Linked DNA regions of Mus musculus: region 1 is linked to region 2. A link is a loop called in an ENCODE intact Hi-C map of the cell type or tissue named here. Cell type or tissue: left cerebral cortex. All regions are shown on one strand. Each heading gives the region's core, and the rest is flanking DNA. Links, peaks and the distances in the headings are about the cores only.

Evidence for each region. Peaks named below come from ENCODE experiments on the same cell type or tissue, not always from the same donor. Only the 100,000 strongest peaks of a DNase experiment are listed, where the experiment ranks them.
Region 1: a loop joins it to region 2, with 2.0 times the contacts of the local background. A loop is called at or near these places in 5 of 42 quality-filtered maps.

What each region holds. Positions count from the first base shown.
Region 1 is chr1:38,067,036-38,075,157 of GRCm38, reverse strand. It overlaps Rev1 (REV1, DNA directed polymerase), which reads left to right. Exons shown (of 23, transcript NM_019570.4): 10 at 715-843; 11 at 3,661-3,815; 12 at 7,539-7,658. Among named protein-coding and RNA genes, the nearest start is that of Gm34448, 39 kb to the right of the region's middle. In left cerebral cortex, for the core only: no CTCF peak of the experiment used is centred there; a DNase peak (open chromatin) is centred at 3,654.
Region 2 is chr1:38,125,353-38,133,474 of GRCm38, reverse strand. Rev1 (REV1, DNA directed polymerase) reads left to right here and starts at 3,809. Exons shown (of 23, transcript NM_019570.4): 1 at 3,809-4,013. Gm5099 (predicted gene 5099) reads right to left here and starts at 1,392. Exons shown (of 6, transcript NR_151587.1): 1 at 1,305-1,392. In left cerebral cortex, for the core only: a CTCF peak has its summit at 3,323 (motif pointing right); DNase peaks (open chromatin) are centred at 2,598, 2,924, 3,555 and 4,282; H3K4me3 peaks cover 1,706 bases; H3K27ac peaks cover 1,501 bases.

The DNA.
Region 1 (8,122 bases), core at 2,346-4,845, 58 kb after region 2:
ACAGAGTAATAAAATGGAATTTTACTAATTATGTATAATTCCATAATTGTAGTTTTATGCTGAATGCTCCAAATATCAAAGGTAATGTGGGGCATTGAGACACAATAGATTTAAAATTTACCGTTTTCAATTAGGTCCCTCAAAGTTGTGGAACCCTGGCTCCTGCCCAGAGTGATGTCCTACCATTCAATGCTGTTGGCATCTCAACCACTGCGGAGCCATTGAGGAGCATTGGAATTGGTCAATTGGGAATTGGGTGGTAATAGGATGAGTACACTTTGTCTGTCTGTCACATAGCACTGTTCTGTGTAGTTCTTTTGTTATCTGCTTTGTCTTTGGGGGATGAGCCTGGCTATACCGTGCCATGTATTAGGAGAAGAGAACTGTTTGACAGCACATTCCTGCTCTGTGGTGGTTGTGATATCACCAGCATATGGCATGCTGGCATCTCTGCAAAGGGGCCAGAGGTCAAGTTTTACAAGTGTTTAGCTATAGACAAAAGAGATGTCATTTACTCTAGTGAAACAGTTGTATTTTCTGTTGGGGGGCAACTGACTTGTAAGTTTTCCTACTGCCTATTGTTAACCCCTGATGAGAAGGGGAGTTAGGTGGAACTTGTATATCAGTGGCATGGGGAGAAATGACACACTTACTACTTGGATGTCAGCTGAAGACTCCTGATGTAATCTCTTCTGTGTTTTCTTTCCTTTCTAGACAAGTTGGCATTAAGAACGGAATGTTTTTTGGATATGCTAAACAGCTGTGTCCTAATCTGCAAGCTGTTCCGTATGATTTTCATGCATGCAGGGAAGTTGCCCAGGCAATGTATGAAACACTGGCCAGGTATTGTGCACAGCATGCGCAGGTCCATCCCCTCTGCTCTGCTGCTTTGGTTGCTTTGATTACCCATTGTGAGTCTCTAGCGTTTGTCCCTCCTGTGCTCCTTCCCTCTGCCTGCCGGTTTGATAGGTGCCTTTGCTGTAAATGTAGCTTCAGTAATTGGGAGTTCAGTTTCAGGAAGAGTTTGCACTATGTCATTGTTCAAGTGCTACTGCATATTGTGAGATCTACCGGACTATGTGAGCCTGGGTTTCTTTCCCCTGAGGCAGATTGACAAAAGAATTCTGGGGTTTTGTTGTTGTTGCTGCTGCTGCTTTTGTCTCATTTGGTTCTTCTCTTTTACATTTGCATTATAATTTAAGATTAGAATTTACAAAGTGAGGTGCAATAGTATGTACTGTGTCCTAGAATTTCAATTCCAGCCAGGATAATGGAGGGAAACCCCTGTATTGGAACTGAGTAAAGTTAAAACTGATGAGCCAGTAACAGAGACATGGAAAAATAGTTTTTCATCTTAAAATCTTTTTTTTTAATTGTTGTTTTTGTTTTTTCTTTTTTTTATTTGTTTGTTTGTTTGTTTGTTTTGAGACAGGGTTTCTCTGTGTAGCCCTGGCTGTCCTGGAACTCACTCTGTAGATTAGGCTGGCCTCGAACTCAGAAATCCACCTGCGTCTGCCTCCCAAGTGCTGGGATTAAAAGTGTGCACCACTGCCCGGCCATCTTAAAAATCTTTAAGTATGCCAAAAATTACTTTAAAAAAAAATTATTTTATGTATGTGAGTACACTGTTGCTATCTTAAGACACACCAGAAGAGGATGTGAGATCTCATTATGCATGGTTGTGAGCCATCAAGTTGTTGCTGGGAATTGAACTCAGGGCCTTCGGAAGAGCAGTCAGTGCTCTTAACCCCTGAGCCATCTCTCTAGCCCCCCAGAGTTACTTTTTATAAATTGAGTCTCTGGTAATTGTTTTTAAAATGGTTAATTAGAGTTAGCTTGAGGAAAGGAGATAAATGATTTCTTTTTCAGTGTAGGCTTTTTTAATGCTAAGGCAGTATTAACAAGAATTAAAATTACTTAGCAACTTATATATGCTCTAAAGCCAGAATCATGTAGTTTTTCTTTTTTTGTAAAGGGCTAGAAGAGGTCTCAAAACTCCTTGACTCTGTGTAAATTGAAAAGGTTTTAAGTGATGTGAATTACTAACACGGGCCTGCTTCTAGGTGATAACACAGGTAACAAAATAAGATAAATCCATTACACCGAAGTAGTTGGATAAAAAGCAAACCAACAGAAGAGTCCAAGAACAGGCACAAGATGCAGAACCCCCCTCATCCCCACACTCAGGGGCCCTGTAAAACACTAAGCTGAAAGCTGTAATGTGCACGCAGCGGCTGTGCAGACCCACAGAGCCTGCCTTTTCTTCTTATGCTTTATTCTGAACACTACTAACCAGGATGTACAGGTAGCCGCTTGATTCTGCCAGGCTCACCAAGAGAAACAATGTCCAGTCCCTGCCCTTGAGTTTGGTGTTACTGCTTCACAAAGGTGTGCAATGCTGTTCAAGCTTAGGGCATTGATGACATCCAAGGGAAGGCTGGGAACCAGTTGTTACGGATGCTGCTGTCTTCTCAGTTCCACATCCCAGAGGAGATGACTAGCTTGCACCTACAGCCTAAAAAGTGAGGGAGAGCTAGGGGCCTTTACACTTTTCTTCTGGGAACACTTCTAGTGGCATGTTTCTATTCTCAGAGGAGAAGTCATTATCTTTATTTTTTTAAAAAAAGGGAAAACCCATTTATTCTTAACATTTTTAGTATTTATTTATTGAATGAGTAGATTTTGGTGGCTTGGTTTGTAATCTACCAAAAGCTTTGTACTAACAGTAGACCGAGGCAGACCTCGTACAAAAGCTTTGTACATGGGCTGGTGAGATGGCTCAGTGGGTAAGAGCACCCGACTGCTCTTCTGAAGGTCCAGAGTTCAAATCCCAGCAACCACATGGTGGCTCACAACCATCCGTAACAAGATCTGACTCCCTCTTCTGGTGTGTCTGAAGACAGCTACAGTGTACTTACATATAATAATAAATAAATCTTTAAAAAAAAAAAAAAAAAAAAAAAAAAAAAAAAAAGCTTTGTACTAACAGTAGACTGAGGCAGACCTCGTACAAAAGCTTTGTACTAACAGTAGACCGAGGCAGACCTCGCTTGTGAGGCTTCTTTCCATGGCTGCCATTTCTGCTCTGCTCTGAGTCTGCTGCATGGTTTCGAGATTATTCCTCTTGTCTACCTTGTCAAAACAAGTAGTCTGTTATCAAGGGAGATAACATAAGGTTAGGAAAAGGAACAGCATTTCCACTTGAAGATATGGGTGTGTTTCTCCTAGCCAGCATTTAGACCCCTTTGTCCTATAGAGTCACAGGGGTTTAATAAATAATAGATAGTTAATAGTGGTATTTTGCTTTTAGATGAACAGCTGTCATTGAATTGATGTGTGTAAACTTTTGTTCATTAAGTTTTCTGATAAGTCATGTTTGAAATTTTGTTAATTGTGATCCATTTGCCACTTTGAAGCTTTTCATGTGTACAGGGTGTTCTGGGTCCAGTCGTTTCTGCTGTAGTAGTTTTGGTAAAGGATTAGAACACTAGCTTTGTATCAGAGTCAGATAACTAAATGGTGGCACTTTGGAAAGGTTAAGATTAGAAGATGTGTTGGTGTGCTGGTGTGCTGGTGGTGGGGTGGTGTTTGCAGTATCTGACAACTCCCAGAGCCGCCCCTAGGTGTGACTCACTCACTGCCTTCTCTTTGTCCTGATAGCTACACACACAGCATCGAGGCTGTCAGCTGCGATGAAGCACTGATTGACGTCACGGACATCCTTGCAGAGACGAAACTTTCTCCTGAGGAGTTTGCAGCTGCCCTCCGTATTGAAATCAAAGACAAGACCAAATGTGCTGCCTCTGTTGGAATTGGTTAGTATGTGGCTTATTTTTTTTTCCATTTGCAAAATGTTTATTAATTCACTGCATTCATAAGATGTTAACACTTTAAATGTTTATCATTTCTAAGTAAACCAGAATAAACACTTTTATCAGAGATGTAGCTAATAATGATTAATACTTTTTAAAGGACCTAAAGTTCTCCCAAATTTTAGTACAGGTAGTTTTATTGTATGTTTCATCTAGCAGGTATTTTTTTAAAAGTATGTAGAAATAATTGTTTCCAACTAAGTAAATATACCATGTAATCAATCTGCCAAATCAAAAGCGCTCGCCAAGCTGAATAATAAGTTACAAAGAAATAATAATTCTGGGTTACACAGATTATGCAGTGTTTTCAAAGTTCTTTAAGAATTACCCACTAACATAAATCTCTGACACTTAACAGTTGGAAGGTAAGTTTCACAGTAATGTAATTTTAACTTCCATTTACATTCATTTTAATATATTACTACGATGTTAATGTCACAATGGTGTGTTCCAGTGTTTACAATTTACATTTTCAATTTGTATATAAGTAACTCACTAATATGAGGGACAGTTCTTACTATTGTAAACTGTCCCTAAGAAGAAAAACATACCACCCTACATAAAACTATAAAAATGGCCTGATTTAAACAGATTAATGAAACATGGTTTCATAGTTGAGCTGTTTTCTAAATATCAGCATGTAACTTTGCCTATTTAATGTATGACAGCTACATCTTTATTCACTGAGGAATTATGCATTTATTTTCTTCAACCACTTTTTCACTTTATCTAAAAAAAAAAAATCCTTGACTTGCTATTTTTAGTCTGCAAATGCTAAACTAGTACGTGGCTTATTGTGTACTTGTTTTACTCAACAATGGGAATCCTTAACTATCTCCTGGTGTAAAGGAAGTTTAATAGCTTAGCTTTCTACACGTTGCAGAAGTGTCCTTTCCCTTACTTTTATTATTGCTTACAGCTGTGCAGTAAAATAAAAATGTGCAAATACAAGTAAGTGGTTGGTGGTAGAATTTTTGTAGCATGGGACAAAAAAGTTCTTTCTTGTTCAAAAAGAAAAAAGGGAGGAATAAATTAAATGTTTGTTTTCCTCATATTTGAATAGAAACTCCTTTAAAGGCAGATTAACAGCATAGAACTAGAAGTTAAGCTTAGGTGTCCTTTTCTGCTCTTTGCTTTCCTGGATAGCAGTGTTCTCTGCAGTTCCAGTCTCTGGCATCTCTTTTCGTCTGTTCTGTCTTTGGCTTATTCAGCAAGAGGAAGAAAGCTGTGGGAGCTGGGAGAGCTCTCATGAGGGCTCAGTGGGAAAGCTATAGACCTCACCTCTAGTAGGCATTGCATGGAAGGGCTCTTACTTTCCTGGTGCCTGGCCCTGAGCTCATTTAAGAGAGAAGATAGGCTGCCTTAAGTGCTTGTTTTTATTGCCGTGATATAGTAAGGCAAAGTATAGAAAAGTTTGTTTTGAGCTCTCAGTTCTAGATGGGTAGGGATCCAAAATGGCACAGCATGGCACCACACAGCAGAAATGGCAACTGGAAGCCGAGCGATTAAACCTCTCGTCTCAGATCACAAACAGGAAGTAGAGAGAATGAACTGGACATGGGACCTGGCTTTTGAAACTTCAAAGCCTGGACCCAGTGAGAGACTTCCTCCAACTAGGCCATGCTACCTATGCCATCTCAAACAGTGCCGCTAACTGGAGGCCAAGTATTCACAAGCCTGAGACTGCAGTGGGCATCTTATTTAAACTACCACACTTGGTAAATGAGATTTGGGTGAAGATCTGGTTAGAGTCTGAGATATGCATATGAGAAATTTCCTTCCCTCTGTCTTTAAAATGAGCCCATTTCACCCAAGCTGTGTTCTTTTTTTAATTAGAAATATTCTGTTTACTGTTTTGGTAGTTTCATCATGTATACAAAGTAAAGTATTTTGCTTATATCCACTACCAGGTTCCTTCCCATGTTGATGTACATCCTGTTTTTGTTTGGTTTCTATTGATTCATTGATTCTTTGTACATGCACTGCCATGCTCATGGTTGTAGGACCTTCTGTCTGAGTAGACAACCGATCAGCATTCTAAACTTGTGAAATAAATTACTTCCTCTGACTGCCAGTAGTCTCTTAACTAGGGTGAGACCATCCATTCTGTAATTGTGGCTAGCAGGTCTTAGGAGAGTGACCACAGTTCCTGTGAGCTCTTGAGTGCATTGTGCGCTGTCCTGCAGGAGACAACAGTTCTCAGCGCTCCTCCCCACTGTCCAGCTCTTAAATCCTCCAACCCTGTTTCTAAGATGCCCCAGAGCCCTGAGTGGATGATGGGGATGGCGCTCTGGAGGTCCATCAGAGCTGAACACTCAGAAACCTCTTATTCTTAATGTCTTTGACACATAAGATTCTTTTTGAACATCTATTCACTAGAAAGAAACGTATTTGACCAAGGTCAAGAGCAGCACAAATAATTCAGGGGCATAGTATAAATATCTGTGGCAGGTAATTTGATAACATGTCCATTTAGCAAAACAACACTACTGGATATACAGTCTCACACCACCCACCCAGCAGGGGGATTTCAGTACAATACAGCATTCTGCCTGGTAGAGCAGGCTTCACATGAAGTCAGAGCCAGTCATTGCCATAGTGCACCAACTGAGTTCATCTTCCAGCAAAGCTTTTCCAGTGTGAAACACCATAGCATACTGAAGAGTTCAAAGATGACGAATGCATGGGCACTGTTTACAGTTACTGTCTGCTTGCCTTTTCACCCCTACTGTTGGCCTACAAGTCAGCCTTCTCTCCTACCAACCTTTTATTTCAGTGTCCGTCACAGTTTTAATTCTTTGTTTTTAATCATACTTAATTTACAAGTGGTGGTGTAAATACATTTTCAGTTTAAAAATGGAATGAAAACTGAAATCCCACTTGTAATCTCCACTTCCCCGCTTTTTCTCTCCAACTTCCTAGACTTACCACTTCTATAATTTTGATACGGCTTTTCTAAGCTTCAACTCCTTATAAGAATTTATATTTGTTATTTCTATCATACATTGTTTCTTGGTTCTTCTATAACTTGTCAGTATAGGATTTTCTGATGTCTTGATGTCTTTATTTCATAGGAAAGCTTATTTTTTTCTATGGCTCTCTCCAACCCACTGCAGGTCCCACTGTCTCTGCTGACCTTCCTTCCCCTGCACTCTGAAGCCCTTAAGACTCTCTCATGTCACATGGTCTGATTTGGGGCATTGTTTCCAAACCTGGTAGCTTGTTGTCCCCATATAGCCTAGGTCCTGGGGTTGGGGAATTTAACCAGGTTTTATTTTTCTATAAATCTACTACACTTTGAGTGGAAGAGATAGGATTTGAGCTTCAGATTCATAGCCAATGGGCAGTTTAAGCCTCCTGAGTGTTAAGATTATTTACATGAGCTACCACACCCAGGTTAACCCTCGCCCTGTTTTCTCTGTTGTACATCCATCACAAAGAGACTTTGACATAAAGAAAAACCTTCATCTAGCAACCATTCTGGCCATATTCTGAAAAACTAAATAAAATTACCAAGTGAGTGTGTGTACGTACATGTACTTTGTTTGAATTTATCAAAACTGAATTAGTTTTTACCATTTTAAGATACTTGAATGATTCAATCTGTTTGTTTTTTGAAATTTTAAGAAATAACTATGTGCATTTCTTTTGTTCTCAATGTCACAGGTTCTAATATTCTTCTTGCTAGAATGGCAACTAAGAAAGCAAAGCCAGATGGTCAGTACCACCTGCAGCCCGACGAGGTAGACGATTTCATCCGAGGGCAGCTCGTCACTAACCTGCCGGGTAAGGCTGTGCCAGGCGACGGTGCTCTCTGGGCCTCTGTCCTGTTCTTGGGAGCTGCTTGTCTTCAGGCAGGGTCCTAATAGTTAATGCCTTGAGGTCACCCGCCTCTCACTGTCTGCCTCAGCACCCAGGTGCTGGAGTGACATGCGCATGCTGACATGCTCAGCTGTCTTCTGTTTAAATACAGTATTAACAGTCATACAGAAAATGAAATACTGCATTAAACATCCTCTTGGTTTATTTATTATAAATTCTAGCTTTCACCTAGTAGATTCTACTTTACATATTCTCACTGATGTTATTTGGTAGGTGGCTAGGTTGATAGGTTGGTAGGTGGCTAGGTTGATAGGCTGCCAGAGGACCTGGGTTCCATTCCCAGTACCAGATTTATAAACCTAGCTGTTGGCACAGAAACCTAGAATCCAGGCATTCCAGTGGTATAAGCTGGGAGAAGGAAGTTGAGC
Region 2 (8,122 bases), core at 2,201-4,700:
ATTTGACCTCAGTTCCTCATGGTTGTGTAGCCAGTTCTTGACCCCCTAAGCCTGCTCCCCGCCTCCGACTCTTGATGATTTCAGTCTGTAAGGAGATGAACCTTCTCTGCTCTGGCCCTTCATATAGTTGATCTTCTCCTTTACAATGACTTCATCCTCCATCCTGTATCTATAGCGAGGCTTTCTCAGACCCACCTGCACTGTAAATAATGACATGAAGTCTTCTAGGCAGTTTAAAGCTTAGGCCTTTTGCTTGGGCCATCTTCCAGCTAGCTTATCTAATTTAACTGGACTACGTGCCAACGATCTGCCACGTGACTGGCTGCAGCTTTGCTTTCTTTCCCTTTATCATTGTCTTTGCCTGGAAGTTCCACCCCCTACTTCCTGCCCAGCTATTGGCTGTCAGCTCTTTATTACAACCAATCAGCATTGAGATAACCTCTGATAACAATTCTAGATTGCCTCTAGGTTGCCCGACCTTCAAGTATCTGAACAGGTGTGGAATTTATATACTTAGGAATATAAGGCCGGTGATGGGCCACGGAAATGACATTAGCGATATCCTGCCAGCATTTAGCCTTCTGCCAGTACAGAATTAGCTGAAAATACAAAGACACACCTTTACACAAAGTGAAGAAAAGTTACTCCAACAATCATCACACGCTAGTGCCTAACTCAAAATCCTTTGAAAGGTTTCTTACCACCCACCAACCAGAATTATCATTTGACTAATCCCACCACCCCAGGCAAGTCCCTTTTCTTCCTCGGCTTAGGTTCCGTGTTGAGTCAATATAACTCTGCTGCCTCTGCCACCAACATCTTTGTCTCTTTCTCCTTTCATTGTAGTGTTTGGCAAAACCCATGTCCTGGCTAACCTGGACTATGACAAGACCTCAGTGCCTCTCACAGCTGCAGAGTGACAGATCACCATACTTCACAGAACTCTTCATTCTCCCATCCTCCATTTGCCTTCCTAGCCTATGCCACTCTCGGCTTCATGTTTCACAGTTTCTAGAATGTTCCCTGGTCTCCGTTCCTCGCCCATGTGGCTCCGGTGTTTCCCTAACAGAACCAACCTCTCAGTCCGTACTGCAACTTTCCTCGCAGGTTCCCACTGTGCCTGCAAGATTGCCCTCAGATGGTAGCCCTGAGCCTAGCCTGCAGCTGTTGCCTCTCACCACACTAAAAGCTTTTTAAAGACAGGAAATCAATATGTTTGGCCACGGGCATACAGGGTGTACCATATGACTGATTACTCGTTGGGTCACAATGAATGTTGTGAACTGTGTTGGTTAAATACGAACCTGAATGTATGTTTGAGAGTGTTAAGTCCTGGCAAACCAACTCTGCTTTCAACACCCTCCGTTCACGTGGGCTTGAGCCACGCCCTCTTATTATTTCATCTGTCAGCATAATGGATGGAATGCTTTGTAATAATAAGCACTACCTGGCCATGTAAGTCACTGTGAACAGACCACTGTCAGGGGTTCCAGAACAAACTTTAAAAGTATATATATATGGAATTTACTGCCAGAGGCCAAGTGAATGTGTAGCAGAATTCATGTCCTTTTATTCATAACCCTAAAAGGGCCATTGACCTGCATTCTTACGGGCTTCTTAAGGTGTCAGAAATGATTAAATTTTTTTAAAAAATCAATTTTAATGAAGCTTAGGAAAGGAGTGAAAAGGTACAGCTCCCCCAAGGATTCCCAAGTGTGGGGCCCAGATGGGTCATCTTAGGTGCTGTCTCCAAAGCCTAGCTCGCCTTCGATAAGGAAAAATATAGACTTTATAAAAATAAATAGATGGGCAAGTGAATCTTGACAATAAAGTTAAAATAAGAACTTTCTGAAGTAGATAAAAATAAACCCTGGGCAAACTTGTTCGTAACACAGACTCTAGAATTTATCTACCGTTTATTTCTTCTCGCCTCTCGGTTCTGTTTGTTTTACAGAGAAAGACATCTTCTTTCCACTTTCTTTCAACTTGACACAAGCTAGGGTCATCTGGGAAGAGGGAACATCAACTGAGAAAACACCTCTATCAGAATCGGCCTGTGGACAAGTCTGTGGGACAGATGATTGATGTGGGATGGGCCAGCCCACTGTGGGCGGTGCCCACCCTGGGTGGGTGGCCTTAGTTGTATCAGGAATAGAGGAGCAAGCCATTAGAGGCAAGCCAGTGAAGTGAGCAGGGCTCCTGAGTGGTCTCTGCTTCAGTTCCTGCATCCAGGTTCTGTCCTGACTTCCCTTCCCCGTGGGTTGTAAACTGTAAGGTGAGATAGGCCCTTTCCTCCTTAAGTTGTTTTTTTGGTAATAATGTTTGTTGCAGCAAAAGAAAGCAAACGAGGATGGGACAGTTTGTTTATTTGCTTGAGAAAAATACAGAAAAAGTAATCTTTGATTATGAAAGAAGAGGAAAAGTATTCACAAGTTATTTTTCAGTCTCAAAAATAAAGTTTTGGTGTTTTTCTCATTGGAAATAACTGCTGTGTAGAGACAGTTTTTCAAAACTCCTCACAAGCCTCATTTCCCGCCCAGCGGTATTTCCGAACACAAGCTGGTGGTGTTGCAGCTCGTTCTGAAACTCCTGCAGTTACACTGTATCTAGCTCTTCAATTGTGGGTCCAGAGAAACAGAGCTGGGAGGGAATACTGAAGTTGAATTCATAAAGGAGAGCGAGCAAGTGGAGCAAAGGGGGAGAGGTTAAAATCGAGACAGATATATATATTTCCCATGTACATATACATACACAGAAAGAGAGAGAGAGATTTCGATTATCTCCTGTCTCTCTGGGAAAGGAACCTCAGGTTTGCAAAGTCAGTTTTAAAAAGAGTACTACTGTTTTCTAAGTGCCTGCAAACTCCTTTCAAAAGTCTTAAGGTGGGGAAGGAACAAAAGTGTTCAGTCTAGGGCGAGGAGTTGGTTGGCTTAATGTTTGAGCATTCCAACAATAAAGACTATCACAATAACCATGCAGTCTCCCATTGAACAGACACTACAGAGGCGGGGGAAATGGGCCTTAAGAGACTGTTTTTTTTCTTTTTTGCTAGGTGTATTTAACATCCACGAATAAATTGTGTAGCTGCTGGTTTTTTGTTTTTGTTTGTTTGTTTTTAACCATCACAAGGGAAAGCAATTTTCTTCAGGTCTGTGTGTTGCAAGTGGGAAAGGCAGGTAGAGCACAGGACCGGCAGTGGTAAGATTGTGAGGGACGTCGTGTCTGGACACAGCCTAGCTGGCTGCCAGCAAGTGACCTGGCATTCCCGCAGACCCGTGTGGGCCGCGGTTCTCCGCTCGCCGACCGAGCATGTGCTAGCCTGTGAGCGTCCTGGCCGCCGCTAGGTGGCGCCGCACATCAATCGGAGCGCGGTGCGGCGACGCGTTTCGCGCCTCGGCCGACCCTGCGCGGTCGTCTACCCGGTTAGTCCCGGCACCCGCGCCCTCCGCGGCGGCTGGGGAGCCCGGGCGGGGCGGGGCGGGGCGGGGCACGGCGGGGCGCGGCTGCGCGTCGCTGCAGCACCATTAGCTAGCCGGCCCCGGCGGGAGGCAGCGTGGTGATGCGGCGGGTCCCGCGCCACCTCCGCCCAGCCAGCCGCACGGTCACGTGCAGCCGAGGCGCTGCTCTCCACCCCCCCTCCCCGCGGGCGCCGGCGCGAGAGGAGGGCGGGGCCGGGGTCGCCTCGGGCCGGGCGCGAGCAGCGCGCGTGCGCCGCGCCCGGTGAGTGCGTGCGGGGCCGGGCCAGCGGGCCGCGGTGTGGATGGGAGGGGGAGCCGGGCGCGCGCCAGAGGAGCGGCGGGGGAGGGGCGGAGCTGCCGCGGAGGCGCGAGGCGGGCGCAGCGACTGAGGGAGCGTGGGCCGCGGTGCGGTGCGGTGCGGCTGGGCGGCCGCCTGACCGGTTGCCTTCCCCGGCGTTCCCCTCAGCCGCGGGGAGGACACTGAACGACGGCGGCGCCCGCGAGGCCCGAGGAAGCGGCTGGGCCCGGGCATGGTGGCCTGGGGCGGCGCGGAAGGTGAGCGACCCCCGGGCCGGCGGGTGGGGGAGGGGTACCGAGCCTCCGCCGTCCCCGCCTCCGCCGCACGAGCGGCCCGAGGCGCCGAGGCCGGGGGCTCGCGGTGCTGCCGCGAGGCCTCCTGCCTGCCGCGCCGCGTCGCCCCTGCGCCTCCGGCCGCCGGGTTATGTAACGCGTGACCTCCCGTTCCCGCTCCACACCCGGCGCTCCGTCGCGCGCCGATCGGGGCGCCCGCGGCCCTGCCTCCGAGTCCCGCCGCTGGCGTCGCAAGTCACCGGTTCCTCCTGCGCCGGCGCCTGGCCGGCCATTCATTCCCTCGCGCGTTCGAGTGTCCGCTCCGCCAGCGTTTGCAGAACGTGGCAGGGGGCACCCGGGGCCCGCGCCGCGGGTCTTCGCTCGTCCCCGGTGCATCGGCTTCTCCCCTCTGCCTTGCTCTTAGGCATCCCGGAGGCAGTGTTTCTCTCACTCCTTTTCCCTTGTCACTTATCTGTCCCCTTCATGTGCAGGACACCTGTCCCCAAGTGTTTGTACAGGTGCTCAGTTCACACTTGGGTGTGCTGTTATAATAACAGTCGGGGTGCACCGAGGGGGCACTTGTTTGTTTGGAGACTCTTCCTGTCCCGGGTTTGCAAAGCCCGGACTTTCCTGTAGTATCGTTCCTTGATTGTTTAAAAAAACACTACAGGTGATACATGCCTAGGATTTCACCGTGTGTTTTTTGGTGTTTCTTGGGTATAAAGTAGAAATGGTATGTAGATAAAAACAAGAGACCTCATAAAAAGGATTTGTAACTATTAAGGGCTATGTAACAGCTCTTAAATTATTTGCTTGGTCTCTGGCTTCTCTAGTACCTGTTCTTCCTTTACGTAGAGTAATAATACCACAATCTTGTTCCTATGGAGTGCGCATTAGCTCAGCTTAGCAAGACTCCATAAGTTTGCTTTCCCATATTGACCGGGCTTTGCCCAGGCAAATGCTGCTAGAATACCCTTCCGGCCCTTCCAGTGCTACCTGTGATGGACACTTGGAAGCTTACCTGGAGCTCTCCATCCAGGACTTCAGTCTGCACGAGTGCACTCGTTCATTGCTTAGACTACTTACTTGCCATTTTTCTTGAATTTCTGTTTTCTTGTTTGTGTCTTGTAGGTCCTTTGAGGTCAGTATGTACCAAAATCGTGTATCTTGTCATGAAACTTTACTCCTTTTTATGGTAAATAATGCATATTTGTTCATTTTCTTAAGGGTGGGAATCACTTTTAACATTAAATCTCTATGTCATCTCAGGTAGAAAAATACACATTTTCAAAATTAATGTGCTGAAATACGTAACTCCACTTCTTTAACACTGAAAACCAAGATTCTAAATGGAAAGGAAGGAAAGCCTGTTCCCAACAACCAGTCACAGTAAATACATTCCAGAGGCTACATAGACCTATATTTAACAAACATACTGTATCCAATGGCATGTGAAGTGGAGAGATCAAAGCATTTACATATGGGCTTGAAATTTGCCTCTGCTAGTTGGACAAGCTTTTCATTCATATTTGGAAGACATTTTCCAGTTTGGGTAGCCGACTAATAAATTAGTTCTTAAGTGAAAGGCATTTAATAAGACTATGAAACTACAGGTACTAGGTAAGTGTTTTCTGTAGCATACTCTTGTAGCTGTGTACTAAATAGGGCCTGATATGCTGGAGAGAGACCATGAGAAGAAAACTAATCACCGGAGACCTTAGGTGCCTGCTGTCTACTAGAGAACAGATCCTGAGGGCTGGCAGATTCTTAGTGTTTTATTAGAATGAAAGGGATTGTAAATCATAGTATGAACCAGGCTCCGTTCATCTCAGATGTCGGTAGGCAGAGGCTGGGGTATCTCTGGTAGTTTGAAGCCAACATGATCTACATAGTGAGGTGCAGACCAGTTAGGGCCTGCATAGTTAAGACTCCATCAGAAATAAAAACCAAAGTAAATCATAGGGCAAGTTAAACAGAATGAAAAACAAACAACCAAAAAATACTTTTTACTTCTTTTCTTGTAACAACAGTGCTAACTGAAACTTTAATGTGGATATTAATAGACATTTAAAAATTTTAATTTTCTTTGAACTTTCTGTAGTTAAAATCCTCCAAAAGCTCTGGGTTACATATGGAGTTTGAACCTAAGCTCCTCCCTGCCATCAGGGCAGCTGTCAACTTAACCTTAGCCTTACCCCATGACTCTCACTCACTATTGGATTTCAGGATCCAGGCAGATATGCAGGACACCTCTTCTGACTGGTGGTAGCTGTTCTTGTCTTCTAGTGCTGTTCTTTACTTGAGGGAACTTTTCCTAGTCTCTAAAATAGAAGCAAGTCTCCTTTTGTTACTTGACTCTTTTGTTTGCTTTTACATTAAATATTTTTTCTCCTTTGTATTTATGATCAGATATACTTTTCACTTGTTAATTATTCCCTTTAGATTTGTTGGTTCTCTCTTCCTAACTACAGGGTGGAGATCTTATTAGATTTATTCGTAATTTTATCCCTAGTACTTAGAACTGTGCCTGGAACCTAATAGGCTCTTTGTAAAAATTTTTAACAATAATTGCTGTAGTTGATTTGAACACTTGACATCTTCAGTCCATATCCTGTCTGCTCCCATTTACTGATTGCATGACCCTGGACCAGTTAATGACTTCTGGTGCTTCATGTTATTCAGCTGTATATGACGACTAGAGTATTACCTACTTCATAGCATTACATGAGTAATACATGTTAAAGAACACAGGTCTGAGTTTCCTGTGCTGTGTGTAGAGGCCAGAGGTTTATGTCTGATGCCTTCCAGTTGCTCGCTACCTTAGCTTTTGAGTCACAGTCTGTCACTGAAGCTGGAGCTTGCCATTTGGGCTGGACGGGCTGACCCTGAGATCTGTATCTGCTGGAGTTAGAAATGAGCAGCACTGCACCAGGTTTTTAGGTCCTCATGTTTGCAGAACAGGTGCTTACTGAGTCTTCTCCTCAGTTCTTATTAAATAAAACAAAACAAAAATAACAAAAAGCATTAAACAGTTGTTTCATGTACCAACATCATTTTTGTTTTGTTTTTTTAGAGACAGGGTTTCTCTTTGTGCTGTCCTAGACCAGCCTGTAGATCAGAGCTGGCCTCAAACTTAAGAGATCCACTTGCCTCTGACTCCAGAGTTTTGGGATTAAAGTTGTGTGTCACTGTTGATGTGAGATAAAATTGAATTCATTTTTATATTTGATTTTTTTTAATGAAATTTTGTTGCTTACCAAAACTTGACTTTCTAAATATTTTCTCCATCTAGAATAAAATAAAAAATAAACTGATTAGAATAGCCTCACTTTAGTTTTATTGTGTATATAAAATTTATCTTTCAATCGAAAGAAGATGCTAAGTAATTTTCCCTACAGCCACCCAGCAGAGTGGCTTTCCTATGTTTTGCTTTGAGGTTGTACTGGAAATATGATCATGGTGAGAGAGCTTGCTGGGGCTTCTTGTTTTCAGACAGGAAAATTGTTGGCGATCTTATGGAAGTCTGTTTTTTTGTAGAGTTTAGAAAGAAGAGGTGTTTGATCATCTCTGGTGGGATATTTTCTGCCATCTTGCACAAGGAATTTTCCCTACATGCTATATTTTGTTTCTCAATTTGGCACTTAAAGCAACCTAGTGATATTCTACAACCCTACCTTTTGGTCTCTTTTTTTAATGTGTTATTTTTTTTCCTTTCGAGTTTATGAAAACGAGACCATGACTTTGTAATAATAGAGTTAATGCATCCTAAGTTATTCTTACTAATGTAAGACTCTGCACACGGCAATTATATTTGCTTAACACTAGATATTTTTACTTCGCATATGTCCTTGGCAAAATGGATTTTTGTAATTTCTTTTATATCTCATTCTCAACTTTAAGTCAGGATTCTAAGCCTTGTGCCTGAAATTTAGAAATACTGCTTGTCTTTTTAACATTTGTTCCAAATTGTAGTAATAATTGGTAAGTTATTATGTATGGACTATCTTCCAGGGCTCTTTGCTAAGTGGCTTCTCATTTAATATTCAGAAGCACTGTATAAAATTGGCACACTTAGGAAGAAACAGGTTTGTAGA